Regions from separate parts of the Homo sapiens genome. Here region 2 is linked to region 1. The links are chromatin contacts, found by Hi-C in ENCODE. All regions are on one chromosome and are shown on one strand. The core of a region is the stretch at or near the end of the contact, and the rest is flanking DNA. Distances in the headings are between cores, read along the strand shown. Region 1 holds the start of BRI3 (brain protein I3). Region 2 holds the start of FBXL13 (F-box and leucine rich repeat protein 13).

Evidence for each region. Hi-C counts contacts between places; a loop is a spot of excess contacts on that map. Pooled maps may share reads with other maps.
Region 2: a loop to region 1 is called in a map of CD8-positive, alpha-beta T cell, with 5 times the contacts of the local background. The contact joins the promoter of FBXL13 here to the promoter of BRI3 in region 1. A Hi-C loop is called at or near these places in 2 of 168 maps with a recorded cell type or tissue (CD8-positive, alpha-beta T cell and naive thymus-derived CD4-positive, alpha-beta T cell) and 6 of 50 pooled maps.

What each region holds. Positions count from the first base shown.
Region 1 is chr7:98,278,575-98,285,030 of GRCh38, reverse strand. It overlaps BRI3 (brain protein I3), which reads right to left and starts at 3,345. Exons shown (of 3, transcript NM_015379.5): 1 at 3,094-3,345; 2 at 2,578-2,680. The coding sequence starts at 3,235. RefSeq lists silencers at 2,854-3,193, 3,324-3,833 and an enhancer at 3,530-4,514.
Region 2 is chr7:103,070,800-103,077,295 of GRCh38, reverse strand. It overlaps FBXL13 (F-box and leucine rich repeat protein 13), which reads left to right and starts at 2,500. Exons shown (of 21, transcript NM_001394494.2): 1 at 2,500-2,600. The coding sequence starts at 2,526. It overlaps ARMC10 (armadillo repeat containing 10), which reads right to left and starts at 2,156. Exons shown (of 7, transcript NM_031905.5): 1 at 1,885-2,156; 2 at 1,415-1,519. The coding sequence starts at 2,023. RefSeq lists an enhancer at 1,410-1,459 and a silencer at 1,730-2,569.

The sequences.
Region 1 (6,456 bases), core at 2,096-4,595:
TTGCAGGACGCAGGCTCTGCTCCAGCCCAGGAGAGCCTCCCAGCGCAGCTACCTCATCCTGCACCTAGGTACAACCACACCCCCAGCAAAGAATGACTGGCCTCCCTGGGCAAGGGAGAACCTGGCTTCAGGGAGGCCCAGGCCTTGGGCAGGGCAAGGCAGGGCAGGGCAGGGCAGGGCAGGGGTGAAGCAGGAGGGTGGGAGGAGCAGGGACATATCCGCCGCCAGGCTGCGGAAATGCTTCCTCATAAACGGCTAGAAAGGGAAGATGGAGTCAGGCAGCTTCAGCGAAGGCCTGGCCAGGGCAGCAGAGCCACAAGGGACACGGGCTTCTCTGGCCAAGCCTCACTCAGAAGGACTAACAGATGTGTGACTTGGGCAAATTCCTGCCATGCCACCAGGCAGGGAGGGGGACAGAGCCCGGCGGGCTGGACCTGGGGCAGGAGGAAGTGTGGTCATGTGAGTGGTATCCTGTCTCCCGGGCCAAGACGCCAGGCAGCGGCCAGACGTGTGTGTTGTGTGTTCAGGGAACCGTCTCCACTCTCCTCGCAGAGAGGAGTGGCCCAGGGACCACACACCCCACCCACGCCAGCAGCAGAGCACCCAGCCCCCTGCTCGCCCTCTGGCTGCCACAGGGCACAGGGGCCCATCCCATGCCCAATGCAGCTGCAGAGGCAAAGCCTCGGGGAGCCAGAGCCACTCTCCAGCATCCAAGGCACCACGGGCAGAGCGCAGGGACGTGTGTGCTGGGAGGGCCTGGCTGCAACCCAAGGGGTCGCCGCAGGATCCAAGAGTGCTCTGGTCCCAACTTAAAGGACTAAGGACCCCCCAACCTTGTCCAGAGAGGACCCAGCCTCCACCCTGCCTGGTGCAGCTGCCCAGAGGCAGAGAGCAGTGATTAAGTAACCAAGGACCCCACACCCCTACAGCCTCTGAGGGCCGAGCCCAAGATCCTTCCCAGCAGAGCACAGTCTGACCCCGCTCCAGGTTCTGCATAACTGGAGAGCACCTCCAGGTTAGCGGAAGCCATGGGCCTCCGCAGGGACACAGTTCCCACCTAGGGAAGGGGAAGTGGCAGGGCCAGTGCCCCCATACCGACAGCAACTGCGCCACCACCTCGGCGCCCCCCAGCCCTGGGATATCTGGCCCATCCCTCGCTGCCGCTGGTCTCTCACCTCTCCAAGTTCAGGGGTTTGGGCAGAGAAGAGCTAAGAGCTTCAGAGACACCTCACCAGACACCCCCACGTCCCAGGTGGGGAAACAAGCCCCGCTGTTCCTGGCAGGACCAGGACCGGAACCCGGCTCCTCCGGCAGGCTGGACACCGGGATGGCAGGGCATGGACAATGACACGCAGGCAGACCCTCTGCTCCTCCATGTTCTGAGTCCCCTCCATGTGCCTTCACACTCACACAGCTCTGCCAGCCCCCCAACCCGGTGCAGCTCCGGGAGAGAACTATGTCCCGAAGGCAGCCAGCGCCCCACCCTGCCCTCCCTCCACCTTCACTCCAAAGGCTAATGTTTCTGCTGGGTGGTGACCAACTGTGTCAAACTGACGTCCCAGTTAGGGTTTGTCACGGGGTCCCTGTGCAGGCAAGCAGCCACAACCTGCCCCCGAGGTCCCAGCCTCTTGTCCCCACCTCTAGGTTGCCCTTCCTTCCCAGGAAGTTGCCTGCTAAGGCTCTGAAATCACTCACTTCCCCGTGACTCCACTCTAGGCCTTACACACACACTTTTGAAATCAAGTCTAAGTCCAAACCAGGGTTTCTTAATTCCATCTCAGTGGCTTCAACTTCCTCCTCCGAGACACAGCTGAAAACCCTGTCCCGGCCAACTCTGCCCCTACTTTCTAAGCAATCTGAACACCCCCAGCTGCCAAGGGTTTATATTTAATTAATCCTTATTTAAATGTGAATCCTCAAAACCTCCACAAAACAAGCCTCTAGCTGCACCTCGGGGCCCTATAAAAACCAAAAAGCGTGTGCAGGTCCAATGCGAGGATATGAAAAAAATAACTCCTGCCTCAAAGAAACACGGGGTTTCCATCCTGGTCCAGCTCGTGGAAGAGCGTTTCAAGCCAACTTTGGATAAAGCAGCTCTTACGGCCGTCGCTTCTCCCACTGAGGTCTGTCCTGCTGGTGCACTTACTTCCAAATGCCCCTTCCGGGAAAATGAAACCTTCCACCACCTTCGACGATCAACTGCAGAGTAAACTTGCGGAAAGTGAAGGAAAAAGCAGACACCTGATTCCTTGCAAGTCCCAGAACAAAGACGAAAGGACCACGAGTCCCGTTGTTACCATTTCTACATCCCAATCACTTGGGGTGCAATGCCCCAAGATCTAGGAAAAGGAATCCACCCTTTTGCCCCCACAAAATGTGTTCAGAGCCAAGGGTGAGCGGACCCGCACTCTCCCACACCGCATTCGGGCAGCCTGTCTGTCCCTCCCATAAAGGGCTCTGGTCAAGATCCAAGTCAAGCCGGACCCACTCCCACAAGCAGAGCTGTGAGGTCCTGGGGGTTAGGGCGGGGGTCCTCAGAGCTTCCAGGGCCAGTCCCCAGGCTGCAGACCCACTCACCTGCAGACAGGACAGCCTCCTACGACCACGATAGAGTTGGCAGGATAGCGGGTGACGGTCCGGCTGTGGATGTTGTAGACCCTGGGATGGTGGGTGGGTATCCCTGTGGGCGGGAAAGCAGGTCATTAGGGTGCAGGGAGGAGAAATCGGACCGCCACGGGGACTACTCATCCTGTCCCCTCAACCTCCACCCCGCTAAAAAAGCCCCCGGTCTTTTCCACCCTCGGGACGGCCACCGCGGGCCTGATTCGGCGCTAATCTGCCAACAGCGAGCGCCTCGTGACACAAAGTTCATCTGGGGCAGGGATCCGGCCCCGCCGGGTTACGACGGGCCCGAGGACTAGAGCCCCGGGGGGGAGGCTGGCCCTCGGCGGCGCCGGGTCCCGAAGCCAGCCCGGGGACCTCCAGCTCCAGGAAGGACCCCCGGGCGGGCCCCACCCGCCTCCGGACCCACGTCCCCCGACCGGGCTTGCCACCTCGGAAGCCGCCGGCGGGGAAAGTTGGTTACGGGCCCACCTGTGACGAGGTAGGGGTAGGGCGGCGGCGGGGGCGCGGCGGGGATGGCGCCGTAGCCGTGCGGGCCGCACGCGTAGTCGCCCTGGCCGGCCTCCAGGTTGTAGGCGGGCGGCCGCTCCTGCAGCAGCGGCTTGTGGTCCATGGCGGCCCGGCCGCGCCCGCCGCTCCGGCCCGGCTCGGCTCGGTCGGCCCCGGCGGGGGACGCGGCGGCGGCGGCGGGGACGCGGCGGACCGGGTGGCTCGGGCCCCTCTGAGGCAGACGCGGGGCGGGGCGGGGCGGGCGCGAGCCGCGGGCTTCCCCCGCCCTCCCGGGCCCAGTCACAAGACCGGGGTCACGTGGGCGGCGGGAGGCGGGGCTCGGGGGCGGGGCCGGCGGGGCGTCTTAAAGGGGCCGCGCCCTCCCGAAGCCGCCCCGCCGGCGGCGCCTCTGCACTCCGCCCCGCCCCGCCGCCGCTGCTCTCTAGACCTCCCGTGGCGGGGAGACCCCCCCCCCCGCCCATCCCCCACGACGACCCAGAGACGCCCCATAGGGTCATGACCTTTAGGGCTCGCGGATGCACCCCCACCTCCCCCTACGCCCCGATCTCCCAGGCCGGCCGAGGTCCCCCTACCGGTGGAGGAGGGGGAGGGCGGGGCCTGAGAGGGGGCGGGGCCGGGTGGGTCCCAGGCCGCCCCAACGCCAGCCCTCTGCCCCTATGATCGCCAGCGCTTCCAGCAATACAAAGGGCACACCCGGGTGTGCACCTCAGCTGCGGCCTGCGCGGTGCTCAGCTGCGGCGCATTCCCTCCGTTTGCCTTTTTTTGGACAATTAGGTGATTGACGGGGGTAGTAGCCAGTGCTTACAAATAACTCCCCCGTTTGGGGACAAAACTATAAATACTGGGCACCTGCCGCGTCTCCTCAGTTTCCCTAATCTTCAGGCAGCCCTGCCAGGTGTTTTGCTTACCCCTGGAGGACAACACGGGATCGGGCTCAGAAGGGGGAGGGATTTGGCTGTGGCAGGTGCGGGTCAGAGCCCGTATCTAAACCTGGGTGTTTTCTGGCCTCGGGGACTGCGTCAGGCGCCCTCGTTGAAACATTTCCTCATACAAGGCTTCACGGGTTGGCCAGGACAACTTTAAAACGAACGATTGGAACGTTCAGGATTGCTTGCGTCCTTAGCGCCTCTGCACCTTTTCAGGGGCACCTGTATCCGTTACTGTATTCTGTCTCCAGTTTTCTCACCTGCATTTTGATATCACCTGCACTGTAGCTCTGGGACGACTACAGCTCTTCTCGAACCGCGCCTTTTTAATTTTTAAAAAAAAAATTTGTAGGGGGTGCTGGGGGGGCTCTCTTGCTCTGTCACCCAGGCTGCAGTAGAGTGACACAGTCATTGCTCAATGCAGTCTCGACCTCCTGGGCCCAAGCCATCCTCCCACCTCAGCCTCCTCAGTAGCTGGGGACCACAGGCACACGCCACCATGCCCAGCTAATTTTTAAAAATTTTTGTATGGGATCTTGCTATGTGCCCAGGCCAGTCTCAAACTGCTGGCCTCAACCAATCCTTTTGCATCAGCCTCCCAAAGTGCTGGAATTACAGATGTCAGCCCCTGCACCCGGCCTTATTTTTATTTTTTAATAAGGGATCATCATTCACATGTATATATACACACACATACATATATATATATATATATATATATATATCTTTTTTTTTTTTTTTTTTAACAGAGTCTCACTCTGTGGCCCAGGCTGGAGTGCAGTGATGCAACCCTGGCTCACTGCAACGTCGACCTCCGGGGCTCAAGTGATCCTCCCATCTCAGCTTCCTAAGTAGCTGGGGACTACAGGTGCACGCCACAGTGCCCAGCTAATTTTTTTTTATATTTTGTAGAGATGGGGTGTTGCTATGTTTCCCAGGCTGGTCTCAAACTCCTGGGCTCAAGTGATCCTCCTCACTCAGCCTCACAAGGTGCTGGGATTATAGGCATGAGCCACCAAGCCCACCTGACCATCATATTTCTTTATCACAAGACCAGCTCTTCGAAGCCCATTCCCATCGATCTTGTACCTGCTGTCCTAGTCATCGTACCCACAGTCCTCGAAAAAGGAACTGAGGGGTGGTCCAGGTACACTAGGGAACTGAGGGGTGGCCCCTGGCACTGATGAACAGCCAGATCAAGAGTGAAGACTGGGCCGGGCGTGGTGGCTCATGCCTGTAATCCCAGCACTTTGGGAGGGTGAGGTGGGTGGATCACTTGAGGTCAGGAGTTCGAGACCAGCTGGCCAACATGGTGAAACCCCGTCTCTACTAAAAATACAAAAATTGGCTGGCCATGGTGGGGGGTACCTGTAATCCCAGCTACTCTGGAGGCTGAGGCACGAGGATCACATGAACCTGGGAGGCGGAGGTTACAGTGAGCCAAGATCGTGCCATTGCACTCCAGCCTGGATGACAGAGTGAGATTCCATCTCAAAAAAAAAAAAAAAAAAAAGAGTGGAGACTGGCCAGGAGTGGCCAAGGGCTTTGGAGCCAGTAGAGGCTCTGGTAGGCAGTGAGGAGGCCATTGTTCCTGGGGGCAGCTGTCCGGGCACCACAGGGTGACAGCCCCTGGCCAGAGAATACTGGGGTGCAGCCTCGTGCCTCATCAACCATGAAGAGATGTGGCTCACGTCAACCCTCCTAACACTTGGTCAACAGGGGCCACCTGGATTCTCCTCCCAGCCTTGCAAACTGCTGAGGAGTAGCAGCTGCAGGCCCGGTGATCTCCTTTCCTATCAGATCAACAAAAGCTGGCACATTTCCCTTCCATTTCATGGCTAATTGTCCCTTCACTGCTTGCCTGCATTTCCTGATAAACCCTACAAAATCCACAGCTCCTGGTCCCCTTCTCTTCCAACAATTGTTTTTGCCCCAGCAATGCCCCTGGGTTTGGAACTCCAAGTCTGTGAATGCTGGGGTGTGACTTTGGGATGTCCCGGCATGGCTTTGACCAGTGCTGCCCTCAGACACAAAGCAGTTCCTGCCCCTCCAAACGTGCAGTGTGCGGAAGATGGAACTGCTATCCCGGGCTCTGTGTGCAAGCCCTGGGGGGCCAAAGAGGACGATGACAGGGACACAAGTAGCAGACAGGGAGCCAGATAGTAACTGTGGTGGAGGGAGCTTTGTATGGCAAGAGGGTTGGAGTTGCCACACACAGGGTGGTGATGAGCCTGGGTGCCTGGAGAGTTCCAGGGCCACAGCCTGGCTTGGAAGGCCAGTGGCGAGTCAGCCCCAGGGACCAGTGGCAGAGCATTCCAGGCAGAGTGAACTGCAATCCCAAAGAGTATACAGTGGCCCATTATATGCCAGGACTTGTCACTTGGTGTGGCCAGAGCCC
Region 2 (6,496 bases), core at 1,251-3,750, 4.8 Mb before region 1:
AAGCTGAATTATACCTAGTGGCAAAAGTGAGAGAGACCTTCCCCTTCCACTCCCTTTTTCTTAAAGCATTCCCTCGTGCAAACTTGTAATTAAAAATCCTTTATTGGCCAGGTGAGGAGGCTCAATCCTGTAATTCCAGCACTTCGGGATGCTGAGGCAGGAGCACTGCTTAAGCCAAGTTCAAATCAGCCTGGGCAACATGGTGAAAACTCATCTCCTAAAAAATTGGAAAAATTAGCCAGGTGTCGGTGTGCACCTGTAGTCCTAGTTACTTAGTGGGGTGAGGTGGGAGGAGCCCAGGGAAGTGGAGGCTGCAGCTGTGATTGCGCCGCTGCAGCTGTGATTGCGCCACTGCACCGAGCCTGGGTGACAGAGGGAGTCCCTGTCTGAAAACAAAACAAAACTCCTTTTTCTGCTTCTTTGATACAAATGTAAATCTTTTTGTTTGTTTTTTGTTTTTTGAGACAGAATCTTGCTCTGTCGCACAAGCTGGAGTGCAATGGTGCAATCTTGGCACACTGCAACCTCTGCCTCCTGGGTTCAAGTGATTCTCCTGCCTCAGCCTCCTGAGTAGCTGGGATTACAGGCACCCACCGCCAAGCCCGGCTAATTTTTGTATTTTTAGTAGAGATGGGGCTTCCCCATGTTGGTCAAGCTGGTCTTGAACTCCTGACCACATGATCCGCCTGCCTTGGCCTCCCAGAGTGCTGGGATTACAGGTGTGAGCCACCACACCCAGCCTGTAAATCTTTTTAAAAGTGAAATAAGCATTTGGCCAGTTTTACAGCCCAAGAAAGACTTTCTTAAAAGCTTTGGAGCCTACTGTTCGAAAGCGTACTCTTTGAAACCTACTCTTCCAGGAAGATAGATCCCCAATCTCCCCAACTCTGTGAGTTTTTAGCCTGGGCACCTGGTTCCACATCATAAAGATATTTTTATTTTTCCTCTGGATAAAGGCAATTAGATAACAACCACCCCAATTACCAGTAAATTCAGGATAAACTACATGTAGCAAATGGTACTGTCAAGTCCTCTTACCTAAGGACAAATTATTTTTTATCTTGAGAACACGTATGTAATATGAAATCGGTTCTATCTGTCCAGCTACATTTAAAGGAATTAGAATTCTTCCTGCTATCCCATTAGCAAATTGCCCGTGATGTGTGAGGCAATTTAGTTTGTGCTTATTCAACAATGAAGCTGTTTAGCTCTCTTCTACAATTGTGGACAGGAGTTTCTTGGATGGCAGATATGATATTTTAAATTATTTCCCTAACAGCTTCCATGATGTGAAACATGCCTTTGGAGGGTTTTAATGTACCGATCAACTTTTGGACAGAAACCGAATCATGCATTTGTCCGCTGGGAGGGTGTGTCTCGCGCAGACAACTGTTCCCATTTCCAAAACACACACCAGGCTGCGAGGTCTTGGACCACTGTGACTCCCAGGTACCTCCCGTCTGAGGCCGGGCCGAGCGCCCGCACAACTGACCCTCTGACGTCCCTTCTTCCAGGGCACCTGCAAGCAGAGATTGACCTATGGCTCTGGGCCCCTCAACAGCCCTTCCACAATCGGGAGAATCCCTTTAGTTACACAAAGGCCCGGAGCAAGCTTTAAAATGAGAGGCCATCAACAGGTTTTTAAGAAATCTAATCCTCCGCTGTGACGCGGAGCTCAGGCAGGAAAGCCAGGGCAAGTTTTCATACCAGTATAGTCAGCAAAGGGGCGGCGGGGGCGGCGCAGCACCCTGCACTCACACAAGTACTGCCTCTCCCTCTAGCTCGGCTCCTCATTTTACCCCGAGCACACGCAAGCCACCACCCCGGCCTGGGGAGCCCCCCTGCCCAGTCCCCGCCCACCTGCCGGAAACCCCGGGGTCCCACCTGCGGACTTCGAAGAGCGTATCCCGAGCTCGCGGTCGCCCCGCCGCCGACCCCGGGTCAGCCTGTAAATGCAGTAGCAGGCGCCCGCGCCGAGCAGCAGGCCCGCCGCCACCCAGCCCGCGCCCCGGGGGCCACCCATGCTGCCGCCGCGGCAGAGCCGCAGCGCCGGGCCAGGGCAGGAGGCTCGCGGGGGCCAGCGCGGAGGTCTCCAGCGCACGCGGGCCTAGCCGCCACAGCAAACGCCACCTGACCTGGATGTGGAGAAAGGAAATGGGGTCTGAGCTCCGCCTCCCGGAAACGGCCTAGCTCAAAGCCTATAACCGCCCACTCCAGCCCGGCGCGTCCCGGCGGCTTCTCCCAGGCGAGGCGGGGCGGTGCGGGGCGCTGCACACCGGGAGGGGGGGGTCGGACGGTGCGCCCCACGCGGAGACGCCGGGGCCCGCAACCCAGAGCCGAGCTTCCCGTCTCTTCCCCCGGGGCGTGAAGCAACCATTCCTCCCTCCCGCCCCTGGCAGCGGAGCGCGGGGCGGTGCCACGCCCAGCCCCGCCCCCTGGTTGCCGGGACAACGCCCGCACGCGCCCGGCCCCTAGTCCCAGCGCGGGGAGGGTACTATCGCAGCTTCTCCGTCAGGCCTTGGGCCATGGCCTCGCTACGCAATGCCAACCCGAGGCTGAAGAACTACTTCAAGGAGAACTACATTCCTCAGGTCTGCGAGGTACTGGACACGCGTGGCAGCGGACACAGACCGTCGGTGGGGAGTTAGAAGGGGGAGGAGTCAGGAAAGACTTCCCGGAGGAGGGACTAGGTTTCGGGATTGGGGAGGAGTGGAGGGAAGGCGGGGCAGAATGCGAGAAAGTGAAGTCAAATTCGGACTTGTAGGCGATCAGGGCTGAAGACGCTGATTAGAGAGAAAACAGAGGGTGATGGTGGCTGCACGTGGGGAATGGGTGACATCTCCCAGGGGGAATGAGCACAAGGCCCAGATCGGAAACCCCAAACTCAGATTTTAAGGTTTGGACAAGAAGTACCTGAGGAGTGGAGGAGTGAGAAAGAAGTGCCAGAGAGCCTGAGGAGGAAAATCAGCAGACTGGCATTATGAAGAATGTTGTCAGAAGTAGGGAGTAGGCACTAGTCACCTAAGATAAGGAGCTGGATTCTGCCCAAGGTGAGCCTGAGGTTTCCATGGAGCCGTGAGGGCAGAAAATAGATGGAGGTTAGCGGAGGGAAGAGTGGAAGCTGAGACCTTTGGTCAGTGTAGTCAGCCCTTTGTGAAGGTAAGGACCCTCTCAACCAGGATTGCCTTTAGACAACAGGAAGGACTGCCCTCCTACTGCCGTTATAAGAGTAGGGAAGGAAGACAGGAAGGGGATAGACATTAGGTTTTGTAGGTTTGGGGGTAGGAAGCTGAGAACATTTGCCTTTGTTGACCTCTTTTTTTCTCTACAAATAGTTGGTGAGATATTTACCAAGAATGTGCGTGTTTGAGTGGGGATGGGGATGTTGGTGCAGTAGGAGGTTCGAGCAAAGATACGTTATGTGGAGAATGAGGGAGAGAGATGTCTAGGGAAAGAAAGAGGAGGTCCTACCTGAGGGTAGTAACGCTCCTAGGCGGTTGGGAGGGCAATTTGGTAGAGACCCCCCACCCGTCTCTTTTTTGGATGGTAATTGAGAAATATTTATTAAGATGTTAAATACATGTACCCTTTAACCAAGCATTTCTACTTCTAGGGATCTACTTTAGAGAAATACTTGCACATGTGTTCAGGAGGATGTACAAGGATATTCATTATAACTTTGTTTCATAGTAAAAATAGTAAATGACCTAGAGTGACTAAGCGAATGAGGCATTATGTAGAATAAAGTATATCTGTACCTACTAAGAAGAAATGTCCTCCAAGACATATTATTATTATCATCATTATTATTGAGACACGGGGTGTTGGTCTGCCACCCAGGCTAGGGTGTAGTGGCTCCATCCTAGCTCACTGCAGCCTCAAACTCCTGGGCTCAATTGATCCTCCCACCTCATCCTCCCAAGTAGCTAGGACTACAGGCATACACCACATGGCTGGCTCCCAACACATATTATTAAGTAAAAAAGAAAAAGTGCAAGTTGCTTAGCAACTGTCCATTCTGCTCTAGCTGTCCATTTGATTTCATATATGTTGTATATGTGTTTATGTACATATATGTGTATATATCTAGCTTTAAGACAATAGTGCATGCATAGAACCTATGCCAAACTGTTAATAACAGATGTCTTGTGGAATGGTTTTGGGGGAAAAGATGGAGAATTCTAACTTTTTACTCTGTCCATAGCTGTATTGTTTTAATTTATTACAGTGAGTTTTGTGTTGTACCTCTATACAATTGTGCTTGAAAATATGTAGGGAGAATGGTACCCATCTTCCCGGTTGTGTGATTTTCTCAAGTAGCAGTCAGTAAATCAGATGTAGGTACAGAGATAACCAAGTTGACTTCGTCTGGGATAGGAATTTGCCAGGCATATATTAATAGAATGGAAAGGCAGTAGGTTAGGGAGCTAAGCTCCTGAGTATCTGAAGTGATGGGCCAAGGACTCTAAGGACTCAGTGGGAAATGAGAAAAGGATATCATACTGATACATGGACAGAAAGTGAAGACTCCTCTAAGAGGTGAGTGAAGAGAAGTAGAGGGAGTAATTAAGTGAGGGAGCTGGAAACACAGGAGGTGGGGGTCAGAAAGTGGAACGTTTATATTTACAATTCAGGGTGCAGCCATTCTGAGTGATGGCTCAGTCTGTGATATGGCGGTGGAGCAGGTGGCAGAAATGGACTTGAGTTGAGAGTCAGGGTACATCAAGGAAGGGATGGCCTCTTCTCATCTAGGCCGCCAGTTACTATAACATCACAAAGCTGCAATGAGGCAGTCCCCAGTTCCCCCTCTGGGTGAAAGCATTCCTTCCTTACCAGCTTACTGCATTGTTCTGCACCCATAGAGGAGGCCCTTATATGCATTCTCCATTGTCTAAGATCATGTTCTCCTGAGGAGTCCTTCACTCACCTCTGCTAGCACACTAGCAGGAAGTGCAAAGGAGCAATCCTCTGGGCCCCACACACCCACCTTAAACTCATTACCCATTTCTTCTAAGAGAATATCAAGATGAATTCCATTCTGCCTCATATCCTGTCTGTACATTTATTTATCTGACTCAATTTCCCAGATGGGTTTTATACTTTTTTTTTTTTTGAGACAGAGTCTAGCTCTGTCGCCCAGTCTAGAGTGCAGTGGTGCCATCTCAGCTCACTGCAACATCCGCCTCCTGGGTTCAAGCGATTCTCCTGCCTCAGCCTCCCAAATAGCTGGGACTACAGGCACCTGCCACCATGCTCAGCTAATTTTTGTATTTTTAGTCGAGACAGGGTTTCACCATGTTGGTCAGGCCGGTCTCGAACTCCTAACCTCAGGTGATCCACCCGCCTCAGCCTCCCAAAGTGCTGAGATTACAGGCATGACCCACCACAGCATGACCCACCATGTCTGGCAGGTTTTATACTTTTCTAAAACCCATCTTCTGCAAGCCTTGGAATACATAAATAACCTTTCATTAAAGTTTTCCCTGTATATTTAACCTCTTCTGAATTTCATCTACCTGTCCTAAATAAAACCTGATTTTCTACCTACAATATCATTTTCCTGCAAATCTCTTGAATAGAGACTGATTTTTTTAAAAATCAGGCCTGGCTTGGTGGTTCATGCCTGTAATCCCAGCACTGTGAGAGCCCAAGGCAGGTGGATTGCTTGCCAGGAGTTCAAGACCAGCCTCGGTAACATAGTGAGACCCTGTGTGTACAAAAATTAAAAAAAAAAAAAAAAAAAAGCTAACTTGTCTTAGTGGCTCACACCTGTAGTCCCTGCTACTCATGAGGCTGAGAGGAGAGGATCACTTGAGCCCAGGAATTTGAGGCTGCAGTGAACTATGATTGCACCACTGAACTCCAGCCTGGGTGATGGAGCAAGACCCTATCTCTAAAAAAATAAAAAATTAAAAAACATTTTAAACAATCCTGCTTGGTCCCCTGGGCTTACTGAATCTGTTGATAGATATTTTTCATCCGTTTTAGAAAATTCTTGGTTCTTTTCAAATAGTACTTCTATTCAGTTCTCTCTTTTCCTTTTGGAACTCCAATCGTACATATGTTAGCTTTTTTTTTCTTTTTCTTTACCTTGTTCTACATGCCTCTTTTGATCTCTTCTGCTTTTTCCCCATTTTCTTCTTTTTGAGCTCAAGTTTGGATCTTTTTCATTGATGGTTTTCAAGTTTACTAATTTTGTTTTATGCTGTGTCCAGTCTACTCTTAAATACATCAAATGAAATCTTAATTTTAGACATGTTTTTCAGTTCTAGAATGACAATTTGATGTTTAAATAAATTCTGATTATTAGAATTATGCATCTTTTCATTCAGTTTGCCTTTTTCTGTTTTCTTTATTTGTTCTCTCCAAATCTGTTAAAATTTGATCCCCAGTGTTGGAGGTGGGGCCCAGTGGGAGGTATTTGAGTCATGTGGGCAGATCCCTCAAGAATGGCTTTGTGCCCTCCCCTGTGATAATTAGTGAGTTCTCCCTCTAT